Regions from separate parts of the Homo sapiens genome. Here region 1 is linked to region 2. Evidence: chromatin contacts called from ENCODE Hi-C data. All regions are on one chromosome and are shown on one strand. Each heading gives the region's core, a stretch centred on a gene start or an enhancer-like site at or near the end of the contact. The rest is flanking DNA. Distances are from core to core; before and after follow the strand shown.

What was found. Hi-C counts contacts between places; a loop is a spot of excess contacts on that map. Pooled maps may share reads with other maps.
Region 1: a pooled map shows a loop between it and region 2 (3-fold over the local background). The contact joins two enhancer-like sites. A Hi-C loop is called at or near these places in 9 of 37 single-sample maps with no recorded cell type and 5 of 50 pooled maps.

Annotation. Positions count from the first base shown.
Region 1 is chr15:100,940,208-100,945,052 of GRCh38, forward strand. The region is part of intron 2 of LRRK1 (leucine rich repeat kinase 1); the gene reads left to right. Among named protein-coding and RNA genes, the nearest start is that of LRRK1, 23 kb to the left of the region's middle. RefSeq lists enhancers at 1,331-1,470, 1,511-1,660. Within about 2 kb of position 1,409, at least 4 of the 41 ENCODE cell types and tissues checked have a DNase peak (open chromatin) inside an H3K27ac peak, as active enhancers do.
Region 2 is chr15:101,125,429-101,130,231 of GRCh38, forward strand. The region is part of intron 1 of LRRK1-AS1 (LRRK1 antisense RNA 1); the gene reads right to left. Among named protein-coding and RNA genes, the nearest start is that of LRRK1-AS1, 24 kb to the right of the region's middle. RefSeq lists a silencer at 1,428-1,477 and enhancers at 1,768-1,817, 2,108-2,217, 2,428-2,597. Within about 2 kb of position 2,308, at least 37 of the 41 ENCODE cell types and tissues checked have a DNase peak (open chromatin) inside an H3K27ac peak, as active enhancers do.

The sequences.
Region 1 (4,845 bases), core at 159-2,658, 190 kb before region 2:
TCTCTCTCTCTCTCATTTTGTTGTTGATCAGTCTTTCCATAAGATTGTTTATTTCACTAGTCCTTCATTCTTCTTTTTTCTAAATTTACTCTTCTTGACTAGTATCCTGTCACTTCTGAGGACTCATATTTTTGCAACTTGAAAATTATTCTTATTTATTTAAGTATATGTTTCTGAAACTCTCATTAGACACATTTTGAAAAACTTCAAAAAATATCTTCAATGTCTCTCACTCTTTTATCTCTGCTCCCGGCCTCCTTGTCTTTTGGTGCTGCATCCTCCTCTTGGTCTTCCAGATTCCTGATTTGTCCTTCAACGGTGTCTCTGCTCTGCAGCTCACCCACTGTGCTTCACAGTGCAACTCTTCTCGTTTTAATTCCCAAGAGTTTTAGTTGATTCTTGTTTGTGGATGCTGCATCCTCCTGTTTCTCTCCAAGACATCAGTAATATTTATTCTGAATTCATTCTCGCTCTGCTAACATTAATTCTGTGTAGAGAGGGGCCCTGGAGGTGCTGGAAAGCTGGAGCCTGAGATTCTGCTTAGGGAAGCTCCCATGCTAACTCAGTCTTTTCCTCCAAGATAAGGATGAACAGTTGACAATACCAAGCTGTGTTGTGAATCAGGAAAGCCCAAAGCTGTCTTATCTCAGTGACTGTGTGATTTGTGTAGGTTTGCCCCGAACAGTAATGTGAGGATGCAGCAAGATGTGCAGGCCCTCTGACCTGGCTAGACCCTGCCTTGCAGAGACATTGTCACTGTCAGCTGCTCACTTCCTCCTGGGGACTCTGAGGCCCAAGGGGGACAGTGGTGAAATATGACACAGCTTCTCCCCTAGGTGATCAGACTGCTTCCAATGAGCCTGTGCCCTTGGCTACATAAAGAGGAAACATAAATATTTTCTGTGTGTGTGTGTCTGTGTGTGTCTCTTTGTATGTGTGTCTGTGTGTCTGCATATCTATGTGTGTGTCTGTGTGTCTTTGTGCATGTGTGTTTCTGTGTGTGTCTGTATGTGTCTGTGTGTGTGTCTGTGTGTGTCTGTCTGTGTGTGTGTCTGTGTCTCTGTGTGTGTCCGTGTGTGTGTCTGTGTGTGTCTATGTGTGTGTGTCTGTGTGTGTGTGTCTGTGTCTCTGTGTGTGTCTTTGTGTGTGTGTGTGTGTGCCTGTATGTGTGTGTCTGTGTCTCTGTGTGTGTCTGTGTGTGTCTCTGTGTGTGTGTGTGTCTGTGTGTGTGTGTGTGTCTGTGTGTGTCTATGTCTCTGTGTGTGTGTGTGTGTGTGTGTGTGTGTGTGTGTGTGTAAGGTGGGATGTCTCTTCCTGCTGATCGGTGGCCTGCCTGTGTGCTGGCTTGGTTAGAGGAGTTTCGTGCTTCTCTTTATGGCGCTGCTCTTCCTCAGATGCTTGCGGGTGCCTGGGTGGATGCTGACTGTTCTGCTCGGGATTCCCCGTAGCTGTCTGTGAACACAGCATTTGTCACAATAGCCTGCGAAGAGGAGGGCCAGGGGACTGTAGCAGGCTGCCTTGGGGACATCCAGAGCATGGCTTCCGGGTGGTGGGCTCCGTGTGCCTCCTGGGAGTTGCCCAGCACACTTTCTCTTTAGCCCACATCGAGTGTAGACCCATCAGTCCCAGGCTGCCTGGCACAAGCTGGAGAGGGGCCAGATCCACAGGAGTCTGCCCACTATGGCTCCCCACTCCTCCCAGTCGCCCTGCTGGTGACCTGGGGACCCTCTTGCTTCCCATGTCCCCCAGCAGCCTCGGAGCTCTCCCAAGCCTTCTCCACCTCACGCACAGTGGATTCCGGTCTTCTCAGGTCACTTCTTTTCCCATGCTAATAAGGCTTGTTGATATTTGTAATAATTTCTAAGGATTTGGAGCAGGAGGTGGTGGCTGCAGCCGGGCTCAGCCTACTGTCTTGATCTCATCTTCCAGCGTCTCCTGGGCATCTCCAAGGTGTGCACTTGCAGGAAATACTGAGTGAGAATGTCAAGAACCGGCTCTACAGTCGGAAGGAACCGGGTTCAAATCCTGATGCTTCCACAGCTAGTCCTATCTGTGACAGGGGCAGGGTTAGAATCTGTTTGCGGAATGGTTAGCACCATACTAAGTGCACATGCTAGGCAGACCCTCAAAAAAAATGGCCTGTTCTTTTTCTCTTTCTCTGTTGGGCAAATTATGTAGCCTCAACTGGACTCTATTTCTATTAGGGAAAATGATAATAATATTACAATGATTAAAAAGTAGGGTCCTTACAAAATGGTGAGTCCGATTTTATTTGGCTCTAAGCTAGAGAAGGCATGGCTCACAGTTATGGAAGACATGGATTTAAAATGTGGCCAGTCTTCATTTCCAAATGTGTGTACACGAAAGTGTGATGACCCTCAAATCTAATCATCAAAATTAAAGCTGTTTAATTAACATTTTAAATTAAAATGTTTCAATTAAAGTCCAAATCTTTCCTTGCCTTATCTTCAGAATGCTTTTTCTTTTCTTTTTTTTCCAAATTACAAAACCTGTATGTCTCACTGAAGAAAACTGGTACAGTGTGAAGTTCGACAATTCACGGAGTAAGCAAGGCTGACGATGGGTGCCCGGAGTCCCCCTCTGGTTCTGTTGGTAGCAGCCTTGGGTCCTCATGAGGCCTCTCTGCTCACAGTGGGCGGGTGGGGTGTGCACTCACCCGGAGACGGCCTCCATGTCCATGCTGAACAACTCCCAGGGTTCTCCATCCGCCAGTGCTTACTGATCAACCCGTAGTGCTGGCCATCCCTTTTCAACAAGTTTGGAAGGTGCTTTTTTCCCGGTTTTCACAGAGTAACTCAGAAGTGACTTAATAAAAATATGCACAAACTGTCTTGGTATGTTCCAAATTGGGATCTTATATAAAGACTCCTGGGCCTAAGGCAACAGTCTATGTAAAGTGAATTATTTCACTTTCTTAAAATAGGGACAAGATGGCCTGCCTTTCCTTCAAGTGTAATTTTAATCTTTCTGTTTTACTCCAAGGGGGTGTAACAGCTTGCTGAGTCATTGTTTTCTGCCTTTTTAATAAAAATTAATTCAGTGATTTAGAGTGGAAATTCTGCCCCCTCCCTTGGGCAAGTCACTGACTCTCTGGGGACCTCTTTCTTTATCTGTAAGCAGAGCTAATACTAGCATCTGATGGGGTTAAATGAATTAACCTAAGTGTTTCCTTTGAATATTTACTCACTGCCTTTACAAAATAATGTTTCTATTCTCACTTTCTCCCCCAAATTTCTACAAAACAACAAATTTCTATCTTTGTTGTTATTGCCATATGATTTCTAAAAATTTAAATAAACAAGCAGTAGCTTTAGGAAGTTACAAAGATAAACTATCAGAAACTTACTGAATTGGATCTTAGATAATGTCCCTTTTTACTTGGTTCTTTTTTTTTTTTTAAGCTAAAAATAAGTTTAGTTCCTCCTCAGTTCTTGGCATTTTTGTGATCATTTGTTTGCAAGTGATCGTATCTTTTTTTTTTTTTTGTCACTCAGGCAGGAGTGCGATGGTGTGATCTCGGCTCACTGCAACATCCGCCTCCTGGGTTCAAGCGATTCTCCTGCCTCAGCCTCCCAAGCAGCTGGGATTACAGGCGCCCACCAGTATGCCCAGCTAATTTTTGTATTTTTGGTAGAGACAGGGTTTCACCATGTTAGTCAGGCTGGTCTCGAACTCCTGACCTCAGGTGACCTGCCCACCTCGGCCTCCCAAAGTGCTGGGATTACAGGTGTGAGCCACCACACCCGGTCGTGATCCCTTATCTTAAATGTTCAGCCTCCAGCCATTCATAATGAATGCCTTGAACACAGGTCAGAGAAAAATCATGAAGCGGGGCTGTTAGTGAGGTTTGGGTGGGCATGGGGCCTCACAGTGGGGCCCAGACATTCTCAGAGTGTTTCAGTTGCTGAGGAATCATGGAGCTTCTTGCTTTAATATCAGGATATTGCTCATGAAAAAAAGGAGGAGACCTATTGTTGTTCAGCCAGAGCTTGTACTAAATGGAAGTAGTTTGCACCATACACAAGCAGGCTTCTCCATCCAGGAAAAAGATCTGTGACTGCAACAACCACAGCGCAGCATTGATCTAACTCAGCTATGCACCAAAAACCCAGCTGCAGAGCAGTGCAGCACCCAGGAAATGTTAACTCTCGCTGCAGACTGAGGATCTTCTCAGAGTTTGTATCTTAGGTCGAAGGGGTGGGGTAGGCAAGCTTTCACTTCTGTTCAGCATTATCTTTTACAAGGATGGGTTTGTGGCATTTGCTTTAACCTTTCGGAGGCTACACTGTAATCACTCACTGGGTTCACCTCAAATCCTCACATGATAGACACCAGCCTACAATTCTACCAGCTACGGAGGACTCCTGATCTTGGCTTTTTTGCTTCTATTTTGTGTGCTTGCTTTTGTGTTTGGAAGGCAGATGGCAGTCCTAGTATTGAGACAAATCAGCTGGAGTCAATTTCTGTTGTTTGAACTTGAGGGTATATATCTCAGCCTGGAAGACATGCAGAGGAAAAGGAAGAAAACATGACCTCATATTTGTTCCCTTGCCAATATGTTAAAACTTTAGTTGTTTGAAAATGTCATACGGTCTTATGGTTCAAAAATCATAAGTATCGATCTACAATCCTGAGATTCTTACATCCTTCCAGAATCTTTTTTATAAGTAAAGAAGCAAAACAAAGATAGAGTCTGATTTTTCCCCTCTTTTACACAAAATGTAGCTGATCGCAGATGCTGTTCTGTGCCTTGCCTGTTTCTTTCACACATTAAGGGTGTCATTGGCCTCCTTTTAGTCAACTGCATAGTGTTCTGTGACATGG
Region 2 (4,803 bases), core at 1,058-3,557:
GGTATGGGGTTTATTTTTCAGGTGACAAAGATATTCTAGAATTAGATAGCAGTGAAAGCTGTACAACCTTGTGAGTACGGTTAAAGGAAAAAGAAAAAGCAAACACTGAATTGTATACTTTAAAACAGTGAATTTTATGGTATATCAATTATATTTCAGTAAATGAGACAAAACATCTGCAAAAGATAAAACTTGGGCAACTACTATATTTTCTCTAATATTTAATTTTCTTGATTTGTTCCTTAGTTTTAAATTAATAATTTAAAAAGAACATGTTTCCAATTTTAAATATATCATTCCAATGTAGTAAAATATTTCATATATGAACTAAAATGTCCCCTCACCTTGCAGTTTGTGCTCTTGTACTGTTTTTTGGGGTTGTTAGTTTGTTTTTGAGACTGAGTCTCACACTGTCACCCAGGCTGGAGTGCAGTGGCGCGATCTCGGCTCACTGCAACCTCTGCCTCCTGAGTTCAAGGGATTCTCCTGCCTCAGACTCCCGAGTAGCTGGGATTACAGGCGGCTGCCACCACGCCCAGCTAATTTTTTGTATTTTTAGTAGAGACAGGGTTTCACCATGTTGGTCTGGCTGGTCTTGAACTCCTGACCTTGTGATCCGCCCACTTCGGCCTTCCAAAGTGCTGGGATTACCGGCAGGCATGAGCCACCGCTCCTGGCCTCTTATACTGTTTTAAATGTTAAACACAAACAAGACTTCAATGGTCACACAGAATACAGAATTGAAGTAACTTAAGTTCCGAATCTTCCTCTTTCCGATCACTGTGCTATTGTTGCTTCGTCAAATCTGCTGTTTAAATGTAGGAATTCACAGCACCCTGGGGCACTGGAGACGTGAATGATGTCCAAAGTGGCTTCAGACGGCTCACAACTTACTTTTGAAAAGCACATTTCTGGACCGACTTTATACCTGGGAGTTCTGAAATTAACTTTCACTTGGAATACAAAGCTTATCAAAGGATAATAAATAAAATCATGTTGATTTGAAGTATATATATATATACATAAACCCTCACAATTGTTTAGAATTTAGATCAACAAAATATTTTCCCTGGCAGGAGTATTTAATCATGCCTGGTAATTAGAAAAACAAACAACAGCAACAAAAACACCAGTCGTCTGACTTAGTAGATTTTATTATTGTGACTTCAGTGACAGTGTGTCACCTCGCTGCCTGAACCCAGGCCCACAGCTCCCACTACCCCGCCCTCACTTTCTATTTCCCTAGCGCTTTGAAGATTCCATTTTACCCACCGCAGGAGAACATTATGAGGCTAGGTAATATAATCCCCATTTGACAGATGAGAAAGCAGGGGGCCCAGAGAGGCTTATCCAAGGGCCAGCAGGAGGGGACAGAGCCTAGAAGCTGGTTCTGCAGGGCTCAGCTCCCACTTCTCAGGGCACAGTCCCGACTAGCCCCTCTTATTAGTGACCGTGGGTGGGTCTACTCCCCACAGTTCCGGCTGCCAGACTTACCCAGGCTGTGCCTCATCCTCGCAGTACCTACCTGCTCTCAGCTTGGAAAGAACCTGGAAATTCATTCACACCCAGGTTCTGAGGGCTGCTAACAGGCTTCTTTCCCAAGAGGTAATTGCCTTTATCAAAGAGGGTGCTCTTTAATGAGCTGAAAGAATGCCTCTGCAAGTCGGGCCTCCTCCCTAGGCTGCTGGGATCACTGGTACACATCTGTTCTCCCCCATCTCACCTCAGGAGTAGTTTGCTCCCCAGGGAGGAGCCCTGCCTGAGAGTAAATCCAAAGAGACGTCCCACAGTTAACTCAGCCTCAAAAGCATTTGGAGTTGCAAACTAAATGACATAGTCTCATGACTTGTGTCTGATTCTGTGGATCTAAGAAAATCCAGTTTCTCCCTAACTAACGCCAGCATCCTACAGCCTAGCCTCTGCCTGGTGAACACAGACAGCCTTGCCGGGGCCTGGCAGAAGGAGTGCTAAGAGGACAGGGCCTCACAGACCCTAGAAGTGGGTCTCACCCTTCTCAGCTCACTCAGATGCTTTGTCTCCAGAGTTCTCAGATTTACAAAGCTTAATGAGTGCCAATTTACTCATTATTGTCCTCCCAGGCCTCACAACGCATTAAAATCCTTCTGCACAGACAGATTAGGAGACAAGCCTAAGGAAAACGTACATCTGCTTTAAAAAAAAAAAAATGCAGTTTCAGGTTCCACTTTACATCAGCCAGGGTTTAGTTACAGGAAACAGAAACCACTCTAACAATTTTAAGCAAAAAGGGGTTTAGACAGGAAATTAGGGGCTTACCGTTTTATTGAGAGGCATGGGCCAGGCCTATTGGCGTGGTGCCCGGAAAAAGGCCTGGGGACCAGCCGGCTGGGCTCTGCTAGCCTGACTCCACTCAGCCAGGTGGGGGTCGGGAGGCTCCCAGTGCTGTACCATACCTGCCTCTTGACCCCACAAAGGGACTGAATGGACCCTGGAACGCTGCCACAGGAAAAACAACCACCACAACTTTGCTCGCCAGCAGAAACGGCCAAAAGCAGCAGGAGGAGAGTCTTGGCCTCTGAATCATAGTGGTGTGCGAAGAATTGGCAGGACTATGGATGTGCTGGAGCTGGCTCAGCCTAGTGACAGCCAACGGTGCACGGCAATTCCAATTCCAGGTCCAGGGACACCAGGGGATAGCAAGATTGAAATTGACCACAGTGGATATATTTACACCATGGAAATCAGCAAGCACTAACAGCCGGGTTGCTTTTGTTTTGTGTTGTTTTTTTGTTTTTTTTTGAGAGCTGGTTGTTAAACATTGACCACCGGGCATAACCCATTTCACATTTAGAACTCTAGCGGCAAGGGAAGCGGGAAAAGCAGTGGCTCACCTTCCAGCCTTTGAAGGAACAGCGAGGAGAGCACACAGAATGCTAGCTGCCAAGCCGTCCTCCATGACACACACTCCTAGGAATGTACCCTGCAGTAAATTTGCACATGTGTGAGGGATGAATGGCTGCTGATGCTGCACTTTGCTAGTAATTACGTGGAAGCAACATTTCTTAACGCAATTGCTCTTGAGCATATGTGAAGTTTATTAACCCTGGAGCTAGGGAATTGGCAAGGGGACAGAAGAGTGGGTTGGTTCAAAGATGGCTTGGAAATTGTTGATTTGTATCTACAGGGGGGAAAGAATGCTTGCATAAGCAGCTAATTAAGAAGAGGCAGCTAATAAGGTCAAGCTTACAGTTTCATTTAACATGATCGTTAAAACGTCATTTCCCTATCGGCTGGAACAAGCGAGGTTTGAGGCACAGTAATCTTGGGGGTGATTTCTAGAGAGGCCAACCTTTCATCCGAAATAATAAGAAACACATCCAAGGTGCACTTCATCTGTGGCTCTTAATTAGACAAAGCTACACGGTTTTGTGCCCCAGCTGAGCTGGACGAGAGCCCGTCAGCTCCAAGGCAGCAAGCATTGTCAAGCAGAGGTCACAGCAAAGCGCCAGGCAAGCAGGGTCTGCACTGGCCTCTGGGCTGCTCAAGCTTCTGGTTCTAAGGGACTGAATGTGCAGGTCGCCCAGCCCTCCGTATTGTTTTTATTTGACAATAGCCAAATATGGCAACAAGTTGCTATGCACTGAATTGTGTCCTCTCTAAATCCATATGTTGAAGCCTGAATCCTGCAGTGTGACAGTATTTGCAGATAGGGCTATTAGGAGGCAATCAGGGTTAGATGAGATCAGAAGGAGGTGGCCCTGATTCTCTAGGGCTGGTTTCCTCTTAAAAACAGGGAGAGATGCTGGGTGCAGTGGCTTGCACCTGTAATCCCAGCACTTTGGGAGGCCTAGGTGGGCAGATCACAAGGTCAAGAGATCGAGACCATCCTGGCCAACATGGTGAAACCCCATCTCTACTAACAAAAATTAGCTGGGTGTGGTGGCACATGCCTGTAATCCCAGCTACTTGGGAGGCTGAGGCAGGAGAATCGCTTGAACCTGGGAGGCAGAGGTCGCAGTGAGCCAAGATCGCACCACTGTACTCCAGCCTGGTGACAGAGCCAGACTCTGTTTCAAAAAAAAAAAAAAAAATAGGGAGAGACACCAGAGTGTTCCCTCTCTGCCTTTGAGGCTACAGCAAGAAGGCAGCCACCTATGAGCCAGGAAGAGAGCTCTCACCAGGAAACAGCTCTGATGGCACCTTGATCTTGGACTTCCAGCCTCCAGAACTGTGAGAAAATCAATGTCTGTTGTTTAAGCACCCCAGTTGGTGATATCTGTTAACAGCAGCCGGAGCTGACTAGCATACAAGCTAAATGTCCATTCATAGGGAACTGGTTGGAGTAAAGAGACAAGTCACAGAATGGAAGAAAATTTTGTAAATAATATATCTGATATGGGATTAATATCCAGGATATATGGAGAACTCCTGAAACTCAACAACAACAACAAACAACAAAACCCAATTTGAAAATGGGCAAAGGATTGAATAGATGTTTCCCCAAAGAAGATGGCCAACAAACACAGGAAAAGATGTTTAACTCACTAATCATTAGGGAAATGCAAATCAAAACTACGAGATACCACTGCTTACCCATTATGAGGGCTACTATTTAAAAAAAAAAACAGACAATAGCAAGTGTTGGCAAGGATGTGAAGAAATTGGAATTCTTGTGATGCTGGGAATGTAAGATGTTGCCGCTGTGTGGAAAATAGTACAGCAGTTCCTCAGAAAGTTAAAAATTGAATTACAATATGATCTAACAGTTTCACTTCTGGGTCTGTAGCCGAAAGAACGGAAAGCAGCATCTCAAAGAGAAATTTG